Regions from separate parts of the Mus musculus genome. Here region 2 is linked to region 1. The links are chromatin loops, found by intact Hi-C in ENCODE. Cell type or tissue: left cerebral cortex. All regions are shown on one strand. Each heading gives the region's core, and the rest is flanking DNA. Links, peaks and the distances in the headings are about the cores only. Region 1 overlaps Hcn1 (hyperpolarization activated cyclic nucleotide gated potassium channel 1). Region 2 holds the start of Hcn1 (hyperpolarization activated cyclic nucleotide gated potassium channel 1).

Region 1 (9,491 bases), core at 883-8,882:
CCCAAATGCTGCCCACGTTTTTTCCCCATTCCTGCTCCCTTTTGCCTCTGATAGAGTGCCCTCCTCTATTGTTTTGGTTTTGTTTACTGGTTGTTTTTGATTTGATGTTTTTCAAGACAGGGTTTCTTTGTGTAACCCTGGCTGTCCTGGAGCTCACTCAGTAGACCATACTGGCCTAAATTCAGAGGTCTGCTTGCCTCTGCTTCCTAAGTACTGGGATCAAAGTTCCCAATACTCTACTTGTTTTTATTATTGGGTTTTTACCATTTGATTATGCCTATTTAGTTATATTAGTATGTTTGTGTTCAAATTTTTCCATAATATTAAATATTCATCTTGCTATTTTATTATTGTTATCTTTAACTAAACTATATGAACACTATATATCCTAATTGTATTAATATGGTAATGTTATCTGTACTTATCATAGTGAATCTTATTTACTTATGAAGTTTGTTCTTTGAAATTTTATATATAAACAGACACACACATGCACACATCACAGTAATATCTTATTTACTCTCTCTTATTTTTGTTCCATCCCTAACAAATCTCCAGCTCTCTATCCTTTTATTATATTATTATATTATTATTATTTTATTATTTAATCATTTTTTACAGTCTAATCATTATCCCCATCCCAGTCTGCCCTCCTACTGTTCCTCATAACATTCCTCCTCCCCAACCTCCCCTACCCCCCATCTCCAAGAGGATGTCCCTACCCCATCAGAACTCTCCACTCCCTGGGGTCTCAAGTCTCTTGAGGGTTAGGCATGTCTTCCCTCACTGAAGCTATATGAGGCAGTTCTCTGCTGTATATGTGTTGGGGGCTTCATATCAGCTGATGAATGCTGCCTGGTTGGTGGCTCAGTGTCAGAGATCTCTAGGGTCCAGGTTAGTTGAGACTGCTGGTCTTATGAGGTCACCCTACTCCTCAACTTCTTCTAGCCTTTCTCTAATTCAACCACAGGGGTCCTTCGCTTCTGTCCAGAGGTTGGGTGTAAGTATCTGCATCTGACTCTTTGAGGTGCTTTTTGGGCCTTTCAAAGGGCAGCCATGCTAGGCTCCTGTCTGTAAGCACACCATAGCATCAGTAATATTGTCAGGCCTTGGAACCCCACCTTGAGATAGATCCCAAGTTATCTTGAGATAGATTCCCTGGGCCAGTCACTGAACCTCCTTTCCCTCAGTCTCTTCTTCATTTTTCTCCCTGCAGTTCCTTTAGACAGAAACAATTCTGGGTCAGGGTTTTTGACTGTGGTATGGCATCCCCATCCCTCCACTTGATGCCCTGACTTTGTACTGGAGGTGGACTCTATTTTTTACCCAGATTGTTCTATGGCCAATTTAGTTTAACCAGGCCCATCAGCGTGACTATTAGGTTAAAGCTCACCCTTTAGGTCTGATGAGGTCACCAGAGAGTATACAACTGACTGTGATGTCCTCTTCTCTTTTAACTTATCAATAGCAAATAGTTCCTTACTGCAGGGTAAGACTGCCCGAGCCCTTCCTAATTTCACTCCTGATTGTTAAAGGGCCTGCTCTTGTCCAGACTCAGTGAAAGCATCTGTAGTTGCTGTGGGTTTGTGACTATAACAGCTGTGTCTTGTCCAGAAGGAGGCATTTCCTAGCCCTTTCCTCTAACTTCAGCTCTTACATTCTTCTCACTTGCACTTTTGCAGTATTCCCTGGATAGACTGGGTGGTAGAAATGTCTGTCTTAGTGCTCATCTCTCATTTACTCTCAGCATCTTGCCAACAAAGAGTCACAGGATGGATCATCATTCGTAGGAAAGGAGGGGCTTCCCAGATTCAGGCCAAGAGTAGCAATGTTCTGAAAGTTTCATAATAAGATTTATCATATTTTGATTATAATGACAGGCAATTTTCAATACACATGATTTATTTTTGCTCAGTTGTATAGATTTATTCCATCCTGAGAGGAAAGCAGGGTAGAGCTGAGCAGCTAAGGATCCTCAATAAACACAGAGGCCATGACTGTGAAATTGTTGGGTGATTTTGATGTTGTTGTTGTTTTTGTTCTATTTGAGCCAGCAACTTGTGAGATTACAGTGCCTTTGTTCAGGGTTAGTTTTCCCCACTTAGTTAATTTCTTCTAAAAAGAACTCTTAACAAAAGCACACTCAGATGTATGAACTGCTAAGGTTCCAGACGCTTCCCAACTGTCACTCAAAGTGGCAAAGAGTGTATTATACATGAAAAAAAAAATCACTCTGTTTTTCCTTTTAAATTTTCATAAGTATGTGATCACATATACAAGATCTTAAAATACACAATTAAGTGAAATGTTTATTTATTTATTTATATTGGTTATTTTATTTATTTACATTTCAAATGTTATCCCCCTTCCTGGTTACCCCTCCGCAAACCCCCTATCCTATCCCCTCCCCCTGCTTCTATGAGGGTGCTCTCTCACCCGACAAACCACACACCCACTGATTATAACATATATTTTAACTACTGGCCACTCTTCACTATATTTAAATAATTGAAAGCTTAGGGCAATAAGTACATATGAATAATCTACTGTGATGAAACATTCAAACCTTTGTCAATTCATTTAATGTTTACCACAAATTTAACTTTTTCTATATGCTAATCTAGAAGTGTAAATGGCAAGATTATAAATCTAAGAGTATAAAGCCTAAAAATACGATTCTGATTCAAACTAAAGTATTATTGATCAGTTTTCTACACAGAATGGTACAAAATGTTGACTGTAAATATGAATCTATAGGAATTAACAACGGCAAACTTATACTGTGTTGATAAGGCTCCCTATGGACGACCCTAATACTGTACAAATGTAGTGAATTCCAGATCCTAAAATCCTACACCTCCAGATTTCCAGAAACATCAGTTACAAGGCTTTCTCTCCACTGGTCTTCTGCTGTACTGGAGCCTCCTGTGCCAAGTGAAATCCTCCTGCCTCCTGGCAAATAGGACAAAAACCCAGGCCCAGCCCTATTCCAACCTGAATATCTCCAAATCTGCTGACTCAGCCCTTCCAGAATGATGCCTGTGGGGCAAGCCCAGAAACTCTGTTCCTGCTTTTGATCCTGAATAACTCATTGTACACATTGCAACAACACTCTCTTTCAATCAGATGGACTCAGGAGTTGAGAAGGTACTAGAATATTCAACAGGATTGAACATTTTGATAACAGTGAGAAATTTGGCTTCTCTACTCCTTTTATTTTACTTTTGTTGTTGTTTTGTTTTGTTTTGTTTTGTTTTGTTTTGTTTTTGACAAGGTTCTCTGTTGAACAGTTCTGGTTGTACAGATAATTGTCCCTGTCTCCTAGTGTTGAGATTAAAAGAATGTATTACCACATCTGGCCAAACATTTTCCTTATGAAAATATATACATAAAAGCACTGTGGTTTATTGTCAGTTTGTTTTTGTTTTGTTTTGTTTTGTTTTGTTTTGTTTTGGTTTGGTTTGGTTTGGTTTGGTTTGGTTGAGATTAATAATATGTGGCTAAGTGCTAAAGGGAAAGTAGGAGAATGTATACTATGCAAAGCTAGGTAGAAAATAATGAATAACTATAATTTAAATAACTGAAGCTTATATTTTTATATTTTTTTCTTAAATTATTTTTATGGGTGGATGTGAACATCTGCATGTGGGTAAAGGCACATCAGCTCAGGTGACTACAGAGGCAGTAGACTCCCTGGAGCTACAGTTTCAAAGATTTTAAGTATCCTGATATAGATGCTGGAAACCAAACTGAAGTCCTCTGGAAGAACTATTACCCACCATTTTACCTCTCCACCTCTAAAACCTGTGGTTTCTTTGTTTTGGTTTGGTTTGGTTTTTGTTGTTGTTGTGTTGTTTTGTTTTAATTTTTTTTGTTTTTCATTTTAAGTAGCTGTGGCTTTGGATATAAAATGGGCTGCATACTTGGCACACTGTATTTTTAGACAGAAAACTATGAAAATTTAAACATTGTTGAAGGAAATTGTGGTTAATCATAAAAAATAACTTAATTTATATATTTTGTGTAATTCAAGTCAAATGGATGGATACCTAAAATTGATTGTAAATTATAATTTTCATGTTTTTATATTTTAAATTGGGTGCTTAAATTCAGGTGATATCATGTCCAGACGCCTTCACATTTTTTTCTACTTAAATCACACAAATGTGGGTGTTATGCAAACTAGTGTCAAAATAATGGATTACCATACTTCAAAAAAATGTACACTCTCTGCTTTATAGCATTGTATTGCCTTAAACTCATTTTGGTAATTAATTTCCCATTAAACTGATTAATGTTCTGCCTTTCTACTTGGACAAGGGTAGATTTATCCTATCACATCCTGATAGTTGACACTGTTACATGTCCCAATTGTAAGGTTGAGTGTATTTTATATCATTTGAGAACATACATGTTTCTTTTTCCTGTGAAGTATCTGTCAATATCATCTTAATGCTATTTTTAAAAATAAAAACTCGGACATACATATTACATTCATGTAGATGTTCTTAGATTTTACCTTACTTTCTATTATTCTCTATTTTCAAAACGCTTCTACTCAAAGAGGGTCAAATACTCACATTCTTGTTAGATTCAGGAATATGCTAGCATTACAAGAATGAAGTGTGACAGACCTGATGTATTATAAAAGGACAGAATATCTTCTTAGAATACACTTTTTGATTGTGAAATAGAAAATAATGCAATTATACATTATTAACTTAGTAACCAAGTAATAATTGCTAAGAAAAAAACATAGTAACTAGCACTCCTTCCAAACTTAGGAAATTCAGTCTTTCCTAGACTCTTAATAAATCCATAAACTGTTTTGCAACATAAACATAAGTTTCTATGATTATAGTTATTTTTTTCTAATTTGGAAACCTGTTTGTCATGTCCTTCTGGCAAGGTATGTAACAACATTTGAATTTGTTGTCAGTTTCATTCCTAAATATTTTATTATTTTTGTTTATTTTATCTTTATTTTGACTTCCTTTCATTTTAAAATTATTTATTACTTGAGAATGTCATACATGTTTAAAACAATACTTTAAACATGACCACTTATCTCTCCCCACATCTTACTCCTTCTGGATTACCCTGCTTCCATAGTTCTTTCCAACTACATGTTGTTGTTGTTGTTGTTGTTGTTATTGTTGTTTAAATAACCGACTGAGTTCATTCAGTGCTGAGCATATGAGAATGCATGTTGTGCTGTCCACTGGAGCATAATTATACTTGGAATTATAGCCCTGAGGAAATTGGGCTTTCTCTTCACAGAACCTATCAGCTGTCAATACCTTCTCAACTAGGGTTGGGAGCTCATTAGCCCTTCATTATTCATGCAGAAATGTTGAATTTCTTGGCCAATCCTCTAACTTGTTAACTATTAAAATAGGTGACAGTATTGACAATGAACTATACAAAATACTTCCCTTTTCTCATCCATGTAAAGATGCTACTGGAAATTTTATTGTTGCATGGAACACATCCCTGATGCGCATAAATAACAGATAGACAGTTTGATGACAGATAGACAGGCAGACAGAGAAACTGTGTAAGGACTTTTGAATTCTCTCTGATTTTATGATGTTGCCTTTACCAGGTTGGATTCTCATTCTCATAGAATAGTTTTGTAAATCTCTATGTCTGCGATTCTCTATACCCTTCATGATTGTGAAAAAAATTATATGATAAACATCTTTTTCTAAAGGTTTCCAGTACAAGCTCAAAACCCAATGAGTCTCCAAATAATAAAATGAACAGCAATTTATGTCCAGCCAATTCCTTCTTTCCTACCAGCCACTCTCCTTATGTCTGCAACATTAGCTCAGTCTCAAATTGGCCTCCTACTGGTGAGTAATAAAAGCAGTTCTTCTCAGTTATTTTTTAATAATTTGTTTAACCTAAGTACTTTACCCCATCTCTACTCCAAACCAACAGTGTTGAGTAAGTTTGTTTTTTTATTTTTATTTGAGAAATGAAATAAAAAAAAAAACAAGAAAAAAGTTTTCCCCTTGCTATTTAAATATGTAAATTTTCTAATGGCTCTGTGTCTACCTACTTACTATAAGCTATTATCTAAAAATCTAAACAGTTCTGAAATTGTACAGTGTAGCACATCTCACTGAGTTTATTTATGTATTATCTTTTACTTCAAAAAAGAAAGCACCTCAATCTATATTCTATTTCCCATGTTTTACCACCTGAGTCCTTTCTATCACTAATTCTTATTGTGTGGACTATAATATTCAGCCCTATATTTCTCACTTTCTCTTCCTGCCTTCCTTCCCTCTATATATTTTATTTTCAACTCCTACTTTGATTTGCTAATTTTAAGGCCCTTATCGGTATTCAAGAATGCTTACAAAGGAAGCCTACTTCCTGTAGCCAAAAGAGATTTTAATTCTATTTCAGTCATAGCATGCTGCTTTAAAAAAATATCATGTAACAGGCAGTTCACTACTCTTAAAATGGGTCACATCTTAAAGACTAGATTATTTGCTGGGAAGTAGTGGAGCAACCCTTTAATCCCAGCACTCAAGAAGCAGAGGCAGGTGGATCATGGAAGTGAAAGACCAGCCTGGTATATGCATAGTTTCAGGGCACCCAGAGCTGAATAGAGAGACCATGTCTCAAAATACAGGAAAAAGGGAAAGGGAAGGGAAAAGGGATGAGGGGAGGGGAGGGGAGGGGAGGGGAGGGGAGGAGAGGAGACAGAAACGGAAACGGAAACGGAAACGGAAAAGGAAAAGGAAAAGGAAAAGGAAAAGGAAAAGGAAAAGGAAAAGGAAGCCAGGTATGGTTTGGTGCCTCTGTAAGTAGAAGGAGAAACCTGGGAATCCCCTGGGCTTGCTTTTCAGCTAGTCTAGTCAGGCTCTTAATGAAACTAAGTGAGACTCTACCTCAAAAAGAAGGTAAAGAGGATTAAAGAAGTCACTGAACATGGGCCTTTGGCTTCCACATGTACACATGTACACACACATACACATGCACATACCCCATCATCCCCCCACACAAACACAGAGAGAAGCATACATGCTCATGTGTGCAAACAGACACACTATAGACATATTACCTATTTTATAACTGATTCTAAAATCTGCCATGTCCTTAATGAATTTAAGGACATCAGAAAGAAGAAGAAAAAAAGTTTTCTGGGTACTGTTAATGCTTTCACTGAGACTGCTCTCTGAATGTCATGTCTATAGTGAAAAGAAGTCAATCAATACTCTATATATGTGAATTTTTATAAAGCCAAATTTAACAAGAGGAATAAAGTCTGGCCATCTGCAGTAAAGATGATATGGACATTTCAAAGCTGTGGGTAAACAGACATAGCAAGGAACTTTTGAGTCAGTCTCTAAAAATAGGTTCTGAGACAAAATGGATGGCTTCCTCCTTTAGACAGTTGATTACTAAGATTTCTATTACTAAAATACGTAAATTTGTTCATCTTGTAAATGTGGGATTTACTTAAATGTGACCTTGAACTTGAAAAAAAAATGTAACCATCGTCTTCAAAAATGATAGTTAATGCAGCTACAGTGAACACTCACGAATCTCCCATCTGCACTGGCTTAGGGGAGAAATATAAAACTCATTTGTGAATTGAAATGTACTTCACTGAAGTTTCTAGGAAACCATTCATAAAATCCCAGCTGCAGCTAATTTCCATTTCTATGGACTTTGCATTGGTTAAAAGTAGAGAAAGGGGATCATATTATTTTTGAAAGTCATGCACAGAAAACTAAATGACATCATTCTGAGCATACAAATCTTAATAATTCACTGATTGACAAGTCATTATCCCCATTCTTAAGTAAAACTCTGACACCACACCCAAGCATCTTGTGTGAGCTCTCTACCTTAGTAGCCTACATTTGGGTGGGGGGAGGAATTACTTCATATTTTGTGATACACATGGCTGTAACAATGTTTTGATCATTTTTACATTGGCTATTACAATGAAGAGGAGAAAGTAGGCAATAGTAAGCATGTTAATAATGAATGAGTAATTGTGATGGTTTAAATATGCTTGGCCCAGGGAGTGGCACTGTTAGGAGGTGTGGCCTTGTTGGAGTAGATGTGGCCTTGTTAGAGGAAGTGTGTCACTGTGGGAATTGGCTTTGTGACCCTTCTCCTAGGTGTCTCTTTTGGCTGCAGTTGGGTCATGATGCAGAACTCTTAGCTCTTCTGGGACCATGTCTGCCTGCATGCTACCATGTTTCCTGCATGATGATAACGGACTGGGCCTCTGAAAATGTAAGCCAGCCCCAAAGAAAGATTGTTCTTTGTAAGAGTTGCCTTGGTCATGGTGTCTCTTCACAGCAATGGAAACCCTAACTAAGACAGCAATGAATACAGAGGAAAGTGTTTGACATTCTCACAGTTCTTATACATTTAACTTCATATTAAGGGCATGGATAATTGAAACAACAGAGAGACTTTAATAAAATTTTACCATATTTCTGTGATTTTTCTATATGTATGTATGTAAAGACACATAGAGGAAAGAAAAGAGGTAAAATGAGAGAAAATGATAGCCTGAGACTTAGAAAGACCTCTACATGTCATCATGAGAAAAAATATTTTTAAGCAAATATGTAGAATAAGAAAGCAGTACAAAAATGAAAGAGGGTAAACATCACTCTCATTAAATATATATATATATATATATATATACATATATATATATATGTATATATATATATAAATATATATATATATATATATATATATATATATATATATTTATATATATTTATATAAGAGAAATTCAATCATCAAATATTCCCAGCTGTGAATCTCTAGCTACAGAAGTAACTACTCAGACATGGTATGTGCACTGGTGTAACAGTAGCAAAAGCATCATGGGAGTAACCAAAACCTGGCTAATCCAATTTAAGTCCCACCCCACAACATGAAATCAATTCTTGTCGCCATTTCTGGGTACCTGTTGCTAGACTGTTCATAGGGCCTAGTGGAGAACCTACTACCATATGGACCTAAATAGTTATAGTATTAAACCATCCCCTAACAACTTCTTGTTATACCCGTAGGTCAATGCACCTCTTAACCCTCATCTAAGAAATTTCTATTTGTAGTTGATAATGATTAACACACACACACACACACACACACACACACACACACACAAAATAAAAGACTAGAGAAGTCCAGCTCTGAAAGGACTATATACCTAAATCCCTCCTTCTAATGCTCAGATACTATTGTGGAAGATGGAAGCAGAAAAGGTATAAGAGACAGAGGCAATGGATGACCACAAGGAAACTTGTCTTCTGGATGTATAGAGGAACTATACATATGAACTCAGAGTGATAGCAACAGAATACACAAAACCAATAGAATTCAACACACACACTTCCACTTCTAGCTATGGAGCTGTTGGCAACTGTTTGATGCCAGGATAGGGAGAGATAGTTCTTGTGTAGTGTATACTCCCAGTCAACCATGCTCCAGTGGAAGAA
Region 2 (9,491 bases), core at 1,094-9,093, 130 kb after region 1:
GGTAAGTTGCTGTCACAGAGAAATCACTCATCTTGATAGAGGAAGCATAGTGGTAACTTGGCTAGCATATTCATGCCCCAGAGTTTGACCCTTAGCAATACATAAACACAGCACACACACACACACACACTCACACACACACACACACACACACACACACTCACACACACACACACACACACAGAGTCATACACATGAAGCATTCTCAGTATTCTTCCATCACACTTTAATATCATAACTGACAACTGGCAGTGAGATCTCATTTATCATGTAGTTATTGAAATGTATCAAAATTATCATTTAACTATTAAATGTATAATCACTACTGCTTATCTCAAAATATTCATACTTAACCTTGAAATTAAATGTGCACTGTTAGCACAAATTTCAAAAAGGCTGAATCCATGCCTTTATTGTAAAACTCCACACCTGTGTGAACTCTTTTATTAAGATATCTGCAACAAAGTGGAGAGTAATTGAGGGAGACATCCTACATCCAGGCTGCCATACACATATCTGCACATGCGTACACACACACACACACGAGAGAGAGAGAGAGAGAGAGAGAGAGAGAGAGAGAGAGAGAGAGAGAGAGAGGGAGGGAGGGAGGGAGGGAGGGAGGAGAGAGGAGAGGAGAGGAGAGGAGAGGAGAGGAGAGGAGAGGAGAGGAGAGGAGAGGAGAGGAGAGGAGAGGAGAGGAGAGGAGAGAGAATGAGAGAGACAGACAGACAGGCAAACAGGCAGACAGACAGAGACAGAAAGACAGAGAGAAGAGAAGCAAGAGGGACACATAACCCCACTCAAAAGAAAGTTAAAAATTGAAAATAAAGTACCTTCCAATATTTTCCCTAGTCTTGATAATTAAATATCACAGGAAAAAATATATTTTCTAGCTTCTTCCCCATGATTTCTTACAACGTTAATAACATTGGGCTCTTCTTTGCTCCCTGAAGACTCCTACCATCATCCTTTTCTGAGAAGGAAGGGAAACACAGAGCCTCTGCCCTAGTTACACTCAAAGTGGGAGACTCCAACCTGCCAGACACAAAAGTAGCACACTCGGACTGTGGTGGGTAAACGAGGCACTAGCTAGTCGTCAGAAAGTGTCGTCAGGAACACAGCCCTTGCCCTCGCCCTAGCCCAGTGTTCCTTAACCTTCTTAACACTGCAACCCTTTGATACAGCTCTTCATGTTGTAGTGACCCCCAGCCGTAAGATTATTTTCATCGCCACTTCCAAACTTAATTATGCTACTGTTATGAATCTTAACGAAAATACTTTTGGAGGCTGAGGATTGCTGATGGGCATCACTACCCACAAGTTGAGAACCACTGCCTTAAAAGGCTGGGAGAAAGGCTTAGAAAGTCATCTTGAAATGGGCACCAGAATATTAGGCACAATGTCAAAAACCATGGTATTTCCTGGAGAAAGGTAAAGTCATGCTATACTCAGCTTCATGAGAGTGAACAACAAACAGAATAAACACTCCTGGCCTCACAGATACTTATGAAAGTAACAAGCAAAGAATCCACTTTGCTCAACCCTCCAGAGCCAAAACCTTTTCATGGAAATGTATTCTCTTACATGATCCCTTCTCTGTTGGTCATTTAATGAACCTAAGCCTGATGTTCTAGTAATTTCAGCAGAACATTTCCCTTAGAGTATCTTCCTCCGGAAAGGGCTGTGATGAGCAGATCAAAAAAGGTCGCTTGAGCATTGCTTGCAGGTTTGTGAAGAAAAAAAAAAAGTTGCTGGAGTTTTGCCAGGTTTCAGTTGTGGTTTTAACAACTACATTATCTTGGCATGTCATAGGTTTTAGAAGTGCTTCCAAGTGGGTACTGTGAGTATAGAAAAAAAATGCTAATTAAACAATGTCTTCTGAACCCAAATAGGTACAGTAGGTACAGGGTGGCCATAATCTCCTTAGGAAACACATACGTACAGAAATTCTAAGTTTCAACTTTTCCAGATATATTCTATCTTAAATTTTAAGTAATAATGGCTATTTAGTTTATTGCTTCCTTTTTCCAGTTATGCAAGGGAAATCAAGTCCCCCAAATCATGCTGGGGCTTGTCTGTATATAAGCTCACTTCTTAGTCATCGGCCCTCCCTGTAAAGTGCAGGATGAGACTGAATCATCGTTTTCATTTCCCACCTATGAGCAAGATTTGCTATGTCTCTCTAGGTCTTGGGGAAATATGTAGGCTCCCTCAGTTTCACTGATCCACAGATTGGGCATACAATTCTAGATCATGAAAAGTCTCTATATATGTTAGAAAAAAACAAATGAGGAAGGTTTAATCATCTGCAACATACCACTATTTTGAAAAGCTTCATCGTTTTTCCAGGATGAACATATAAAAGTATCATTTGGAATCATTTAGTTACAGATGATACCAAGTTAAAAAAAAAAAAGTTTAAGCACCTTTGTGAACATTATCACTGAATGTCATAGTTTTAATGTCATTCTAGTTTTTTGTTATTAAGATTGTCGACTATTTTTTGAAATTGTCTTTTTTTAAAAATATATAAAGTATAATTTACATTACATTTCCATGCAGGAATCAAAAAAGAGATGATATTCAAACTCTATTCCGATTCCCACTTTTGAAATTCTATAGCATGTAACAACCCTAATTTGCCGTAGACAGAGCAAGATCATCTATGAGTTTGCTTCCACGAGTATCTTCTTCACGGAGGAAACACGTTGTATTACTTGGGAAGCTGTTTTAGCCTGAACATTCTTTCAATCAGACTCAGTTGCAGACAATAAATGGTATTAGCTAGTGTAAGTACTTCAGTAAGGTTTTCCTATGTGTTTTTCCAAATAAGCATTTTTAAATTAAATCTTTCCTAAAATCTATCCACTCTGTGACAAGGAATAGAGACTGCTGATTTTTGAGACGATAAATACCTCAGGGAAGATGGACAGTCTTCTACTCAAGCTTTGTTGGGCTATATTCCACAGTTAGGTTGATTCAGAACTGTGGACAGCTCCCTCCCTTGCATGCTGGTAAGGGCAATTTCGGTTAGTTTCTAAACGCTACTGGAAGTAATGTTGTTTTTTATTATTGCTATGTTTGCTGGCAGTTTACCGGAAGCCTATGCATCCACTCAGTGTGCACATAGACCCCTTTCGTTGTTGTTGTTTATTTTATTGTTGTTGCTGCTGCTGCTGTCGCTTTCCCTAGTTGGAACGAATGAAATAAACAAGTGAATATCACCTCTAGTTACTAGTTTGGGATTTTTAGAAGGAAGCTCTGCCTGTGTTCAGGAGCGTGTCGCAGTAATAAGAGGATCTGCTTCACGACCTTCATTTGTCAGTCTCTAAACATGCTTATTAACCAAATGAATACTCGAGCCACAAATAAGATCAGGAAACTCATATTAATTTTCTCCTGCTGACAGCTCTGCTGCCCTTCTTCCCAGGCTGGGAAACTGGAAAGACATTTCTGAAATGGATTTGTAGTCAAGGTCAAGAGCGGGTGTCGCTCTATTTCAGGAAGGGGACTTTGAAAACGACCCCCCTGCCTCTGTTTCGGGAACTCAAGGCTTCCAGTCAAGTTCTTGCCCAGTGGGGCAGCGCCCGCTCCGCTAAAATCTCAAGTCAGAGACTGACTACCCAAGCGCAAGTGCCCTTCCTGTGCCTGCCAGCCACTGATCTGGAGAAATTCAGTGGTGACAGGGGTGCCTATAAGCATAAGAACAACAGATTAACACTCCCAGGGGCGAGAGTGGCAGGAACAGCTAGGACCTGTGAGTCACTGTCTCCAGTTTCCTCATCTCCGGGATCCCAGAAGCATCTTTTTTCATTTCTTTGGGGAACTGCTCTTAGCAAGGATACCTGTCTCGTCCTAACATTACCAAACTAAAAGTTTCCCTAGTGCAACTTAACAACCTCCCGTCCACGGGTCACGGTGGCCTTCTTCCCTCCTCTGCTGTCCCCAAAGTTCACCAGGCAAAGGAGAAGAGCCTCCCTGGCGCTCCGGGGAGAAGAAACTCCCTACCCTAAACCTGTCGTCGGTGGAAACTAGTTGGAAGAGTGGAGTATGGCCAGTCTAAGTAGAAGCCTCCAGCATCGCCGCCCCGCCTGCCCCGCACCCCCACTGTGAATCCCCGGGGCGCACCTTCCCAGAGGCAGGATAGGATGCTGGAAGGCGCGTCAGGGGGAGCAGGGTGGGGCGGCTCCAGGGAGTCCTCACCTGAAGTCACTGTACGGATGGATAATCCAGAAGCCTGCAGTTTTAACCCTTTCCTGCTCCTTCTCCACCGCCTTCTGGCTCCCAAACATGCGGAGGGAGAATTTGTTGACCCCAGGCTGCAGCATGGAGGTGAACTGCCTCTGCATGAAACCATACTGCCGCCGGGGCCCCTCGGCATCCTCGAAGCTGCCCGCCGGCTCCTCTCCTCCGCCGCCGTCCACCTTGAAGCACACGGAGTTGCCATGTTCCTTCCCGGCCGCGCCGCCCCCCGGCGGGGTCCCCAGGCGCTTGTCGGCCGCCACCGGCCCCGTCGCGGGCGCCTTGGAGGGGAAGACGCTGTTGCCATCGTCGCGGCTGTTGGACGCGGAGTTGGGTTTGCCGCCGCCTTCCATGCCCGGAGGACGCGACCGGCGACGGCGCGGGCTCCAGACTCGCCGGGGGCTCGAAGCCAAGGAGCAGGGGCCGGAGCCGGCTGCCCGTCGCGGCGGCAGCGGCGGCGGCGGCTACTGCTTCCCGCCCGCCCGCTGCTCCGCTGCGCGCCTGGCTCCCGCCGCCGCCGCTGCCCTCAGTGGCTGCGCTGCCGGCTCTGCCGCGCTCCGGGCTCCGCCGCGCCTGGTACTGAGGCTGAGGCTGAGGCTGCGGGCGCGGGGCGAGGCTCCTCCGCTCGGCACCCGCGCGCCAGCGCCGCCCCTCGGCTGCCCCCTGCTGGCCGCAGACCGCCTCTACCCGCGCGCGCCCCGCCGCTCGCCTGTGCCACTTCTGCCCAGCGTGACATTGAACTCCTGAGCCCGCCCCGGACGCGTATTTGTACGTTTGGAGGGAGGCTCTCTGGATGTGGGTTTGCAAAAGTGGGAGGGCAGAAAAGGGAAGGAGGGGGAGGAAAAGGGGAGGAGGGAAACGACAGAGGGAAGGAGAGATGGAAGGAGGGAGGCAGGGGGGGAGAAGGGAAAGACAGACAGACAGACAGACAGACAGACAGAGACTGAGAGAGAGCTGAACTAGCAAATTGCGTTAATTCAGAACAAAACTCCACCTAAAACACCAGAGACACTGAACGCCTGTTGGAATGATGTTACAAATAGAGAAAGGGGGTCAGGTTAATTCTGCACACTATCAATCCACTTGTAAAGCTAGGTGAAGATAAAATCAAGGAGACACGCTGAAAAAGGCATGTCGTGGAAAAGAGGGAGAGAGGGACAGAAGAGAGAAGCAAGAAGACAAGAGGGAAAAATGAAAGATGGGGGCGGGGAGGGGCACACAACTAGCAAATAGATCTTTGTAGCCCTGGATAATCAGCTGCCTGGAGCTTTTCAGATTAAGGATCTGTACCTAGGGACAGACAACTGACCTCCTTCTACTTATCCTGTTTATTCTCACACAGCTCCTTAAACGGGAATGGGGTTCCTTCCTAGGAAGGCCACTAACATCAACACACATGTGAGCAAATTTATTGGCCAGTCCTGCTGGAAAGAAAAGAAAAAAATGTGTAAGAGATAAGTGGCCTAAGATGACCTTCCTTTTAAGATAAGTTATACAATCAATAACCACACAGAGAGATAAATATGCCGCACTGTGTTCAGCAACACCAGGCTCAGAGGTCGAGATAACTTGGAATCCAGTCAGGATGCCATGAAGTATTCTCTGGTGAAGTTGACCACGTGCGACTGATGCTGAGGACAGCGATCTCAGATTTCTCTTGTTCCCTTGGTGTCTCCCCAACCCACTGGATTAGCTAATGGAAGCAAAATGTGCTGCCAAAGTTACCATTCACTCAGCAGGGCATCTTGGAAGTCTGAAGAGTTTCGAGACTATAAGCAGCCCAGAACATCTGTTCAAGATACCAGCAAGCATTACCTCCATGCCCACAGCCTCTTCAAAGCCAAGCTCACCCAGCCAAGACATAGATAGATCCTCTGATTTACTGTTTGCTAAGGTCGCATGGGAGAGAAGAGACACTTCGGGAAGAGATTCTTTGTCAGAGTGCCAACCTGTGGCACAAGATGAAAAAAAAAAACAGGTGAGGCCAATCACTTTGGGTTTTGTTCTGTTTTGTACTCGGGGAAAACCTGAAATCTGTGATGAAGCCAAGAAACAAGAGAAGCAAGAACAAGAAAGTTCATGAGTTTTCAGAGAAGCCAAGGAAGGAATAGAGAACAGTAGGTCACACAGTATCTGCTTTCAGCCAATCCAAACACACTCTCACAAAATAAATTTATATGGTCAAAATGTTATGATCAGTGATAGGGAAATAGTGGTATAGCATTCTGATCTAGCAGCATAGTGACCTTGGAAACCACAGGTCAGAGGATGATATTCGATGGCAGAGGCAGAGATAACAAGGATGAACAAAACCAAACGCCCTCAAATGGTACAGTATTCAGTCCCACTTTTTAATCATTAAACTGAAAACATTTCTCTACTTTTTCCCATTCTGTATGCCTCCTGATTACCTCTATTTTCAGTGTGAAAATGTATATTTTAACATAAATTTTAAGTTTTATAATAATGTAAAAAAGGACCACCTAGGATGTAATGCTGTCTTGATAAGTTATTCATTCATTCATTCATTCATTCATTCATTTAACAAACCCTTGTCTTTGTTCTATTTCAACTTGTTCGTGATCATGAACAGGCAGTTACTTCAGTAAACTTTCCCTGAGTGTCACTGTCTGTGCTCAGTATGACAGAACTGCTGATGAAAACAAAATCTTATAATGGAACTTGAAGCACAGCTCAAAAGGAGCAGAAGCCATTTGCTGCTCCGAGTACAACTTCAACAGTGTATTTTATACATTATAATTATTAAAACATACATTTTAAACTGATGATGTGTGTGTTACATCAGTCTATACGAACTTAACACCAATATACAAAGTCAGTCTGTTGGTTTCACACAAGTGGTGCTGATCTACAGCTGTTTAGAATGTAGGCCCCTTGCGAAAAGCTTCCTTGGGGAGACATAAAACTTGAAAGACTGGGGTAGAATAAACACAGTGAAAGAATGAGAATAATGAGAGCACAAGAAACAAAGTGAGACATAAAGTTCTGAAACCATAGGAATCTCTTGACAGGTTTCTGTCGCAAACACTCTTGAGCTGAAATCCATTAAGCTAACTGTGGTTCTTAAAGTCGCCTTGGAGGGGGGGATTAGAATTATGCTGACTCTGCCGTACATTATCTGTGAAGTGTCTTCTTATACTTCGAAAGAACTTGATATCTGAGGACCTATCGGAGATTATCAATGATGAGTTTATTTCAGGAGAGTCTGCCATTGGTTGTAATGACTGGTGTTCTGTGTGTATTAGTATTGTAAGGCTTTTAAAAACCTCCCCTGTCTCCTTTAATACTCTGCTTAAGATCAAATTGCAGACAGCAGCAGAAGATTAATATGAATCTAAAATAAAATCTCCATGCAGCCGACTCAAGCACATGTGAAATGAAACAAAAAGATAGATGGGTGAGTTGAAATCTGATGACTTCTTAGAAAATTCTGAGAGGAACTTGGAGGTCTATGGGCTTGTTAGCAGGATGCAGACAAATGCTGAAACACACAGGCACATCTGAAGACATGTCAGAACTTTGCTGGAGAAAGCGGTGGCAAAGAAGCTGTGCCTTAGACAAATTGGATTGTCTGGCTGGAAAGCATCTGCCAACATCACCCTTAATGCGAGGCACTGGAGGATGGAAGAACAAGACACCCATCTCAGCATGTCTGTCACATAGGCTAGGATAAGTTGATTCTCTTGTCTCCCTGAAAACTCAAAAGAATCAAGTAGATAGCCATAGCAAATAGCATATATCTGAAAGTTCATATACATTGTACATGATAAAAAGAATTTCAGTGCTTCTCCTAAGCATCACTAAGAATAATCATTCCTTTCATAACCAAAAATACATGTGAAAACATTCACTAATAAACAAGAACAACATGAGATACACAATATTTTTAAAAACAAAAAGCTAAACTTTACCCAAAAGCAAGCCATAAACTGTAATTAAATAAATGAAAACATAGCTCAAATCCTTAATATTATAAGTGTGATGATTCTTTCCAAATTTGTCAAATTGGACTGTGATTCCTCCCACTCCTATCCCCCGGAAGTCAAACCTGCCAAAATATTTTTAAGGATAATTTTAAAAGGTTCTTACGAAATAATCATGTGTTACAGATATAGAGACATGAATCAAGGGGTAAAATGTTTGCTGTGCAAATAGGAAGACAGGAGTATATAGAGTATGGTGGTGCATTGCTTTAATCCCAACACTCAAGAGAGAGACGCACATGGGTCACTGGGTGTTACAGGCCAGGCTAGTCCACATAGCAAGTTCCAGGACAGGCAGGGCTACACAAAGAAACCCTGTCTCTAAAAACCAGAGAGAGATGGAGAGGCCAGGAGTGCTCGAAGAATGATTAAGTAAAAAATTGAGGAAGAAACAAAGTGAAATGTAGTATCATGCTGTACCTTAAAGTAATGTTATATAGTATATGAAGTAAACAGTGAAGCTAAAGTAGGTAAGAAGAGAAAATATTGATTGCTATCATCAACCTCCTGTTGAAACTCAGCAAACCATAATTTAAAATAAAAATAATAGGAAATGTTAAAATATTTCATAAAAACAATTACACCTTCGAATATTAATTTATATAAACATGGATCTCATGCAAAGAAAAATTCTTACATGTGTAAGGAATAGTGCCATTTCTACGTTATATCTTATATAAAGTTAAAAGAATTTTATATGCACAAAAGACTATATATATTTAATATTTTCTATACTAATAAATATTTAAAGTTTTTTGGCCATTCGTGCTTTTATAAACAACTTTACAATCTGTATTATTTTCAATGCCACTGTGTACATATTAATATATAATCTAGATTTAAAAAATATTGAAAGTAAAGAGCATTACTAAATCACAGTAATATGTATATTTACTTTTGATAGTAACTGTTAACACACTCTCTAAAACATGTTCCTGCCTTTATTCCTACTTAGATTGCATGAGGTTCTTTGTCATGAATATTTGGACAAACATAACATATTAAAATATTTACAGCTTAAGAGAAGGAAGAAAGCAAACATAGGCTCATTGTAGGTTTAATTAGCTAATCTTAAATTTTAATAAGGATAAACAAGTTTCCCAGGTCTATCAGATCCCTTTGTTATTCTTTACCATCTGATCAAATACAATTCGCGTATATATTTTACTTTAAGTATATATTTGCATTAAAAATATACTCTATGCTTCTGACTTAGTAGCACAGGCCTTTAATCCCAGCATTGGA

Evidence for each region. Peaks named below come from ENCODE experiments on the same cell type or tissue, not always from the same donor. Only the 100,000 strongest peaks of a DNase experiment are listed, where the experiment ranks them.
Region 2: it touches region 1 in a loop (2.1-fold over the local background); 2 of 42 quality-filtered maps call a loop at or near these places.

What each region holds. Positions count from the first base shown.
Region 1 is chr13:117,726,460-117,735,950 of GRCm38, reverse strand. The region is part of intron 2 of Hcn1 (hyperpolarization activated cyclic nucleotide gated potassium channel 1); the gene reads right to left. Among named protein-coding and RNA genes, the nearest start is that of 4933413L06Rik, 11 kb to the right of the region's middle. In left cerebral cortex, for the core only: a CTCF peak has its summit at 5,863; no DNase peak of the experiment used is centred there.
Region 2 is chr13:117,597,808-117,607,298 of GRCm38, reverse strand. Hcn1 (hyperpolarization activated cyclic nucleotide gated potassium channel 1) reads right to left here and starts at 4,979. Exons shown (of 8, transcript NM_010408.3): 1 at 4,204-4,979. The coding sequence starts at 4,595. In left cerebral cortex, for the core only: a CTCF peak has its summit at 4,930 (motif pointing left); DNase peaks (open chromatin) are centred at 4,585, 4,909, 5,521, 6,013 and 7 more places; H3K4me3 peaks cover 4,040 bases; H3K27ac peaks cover 3,485 bases.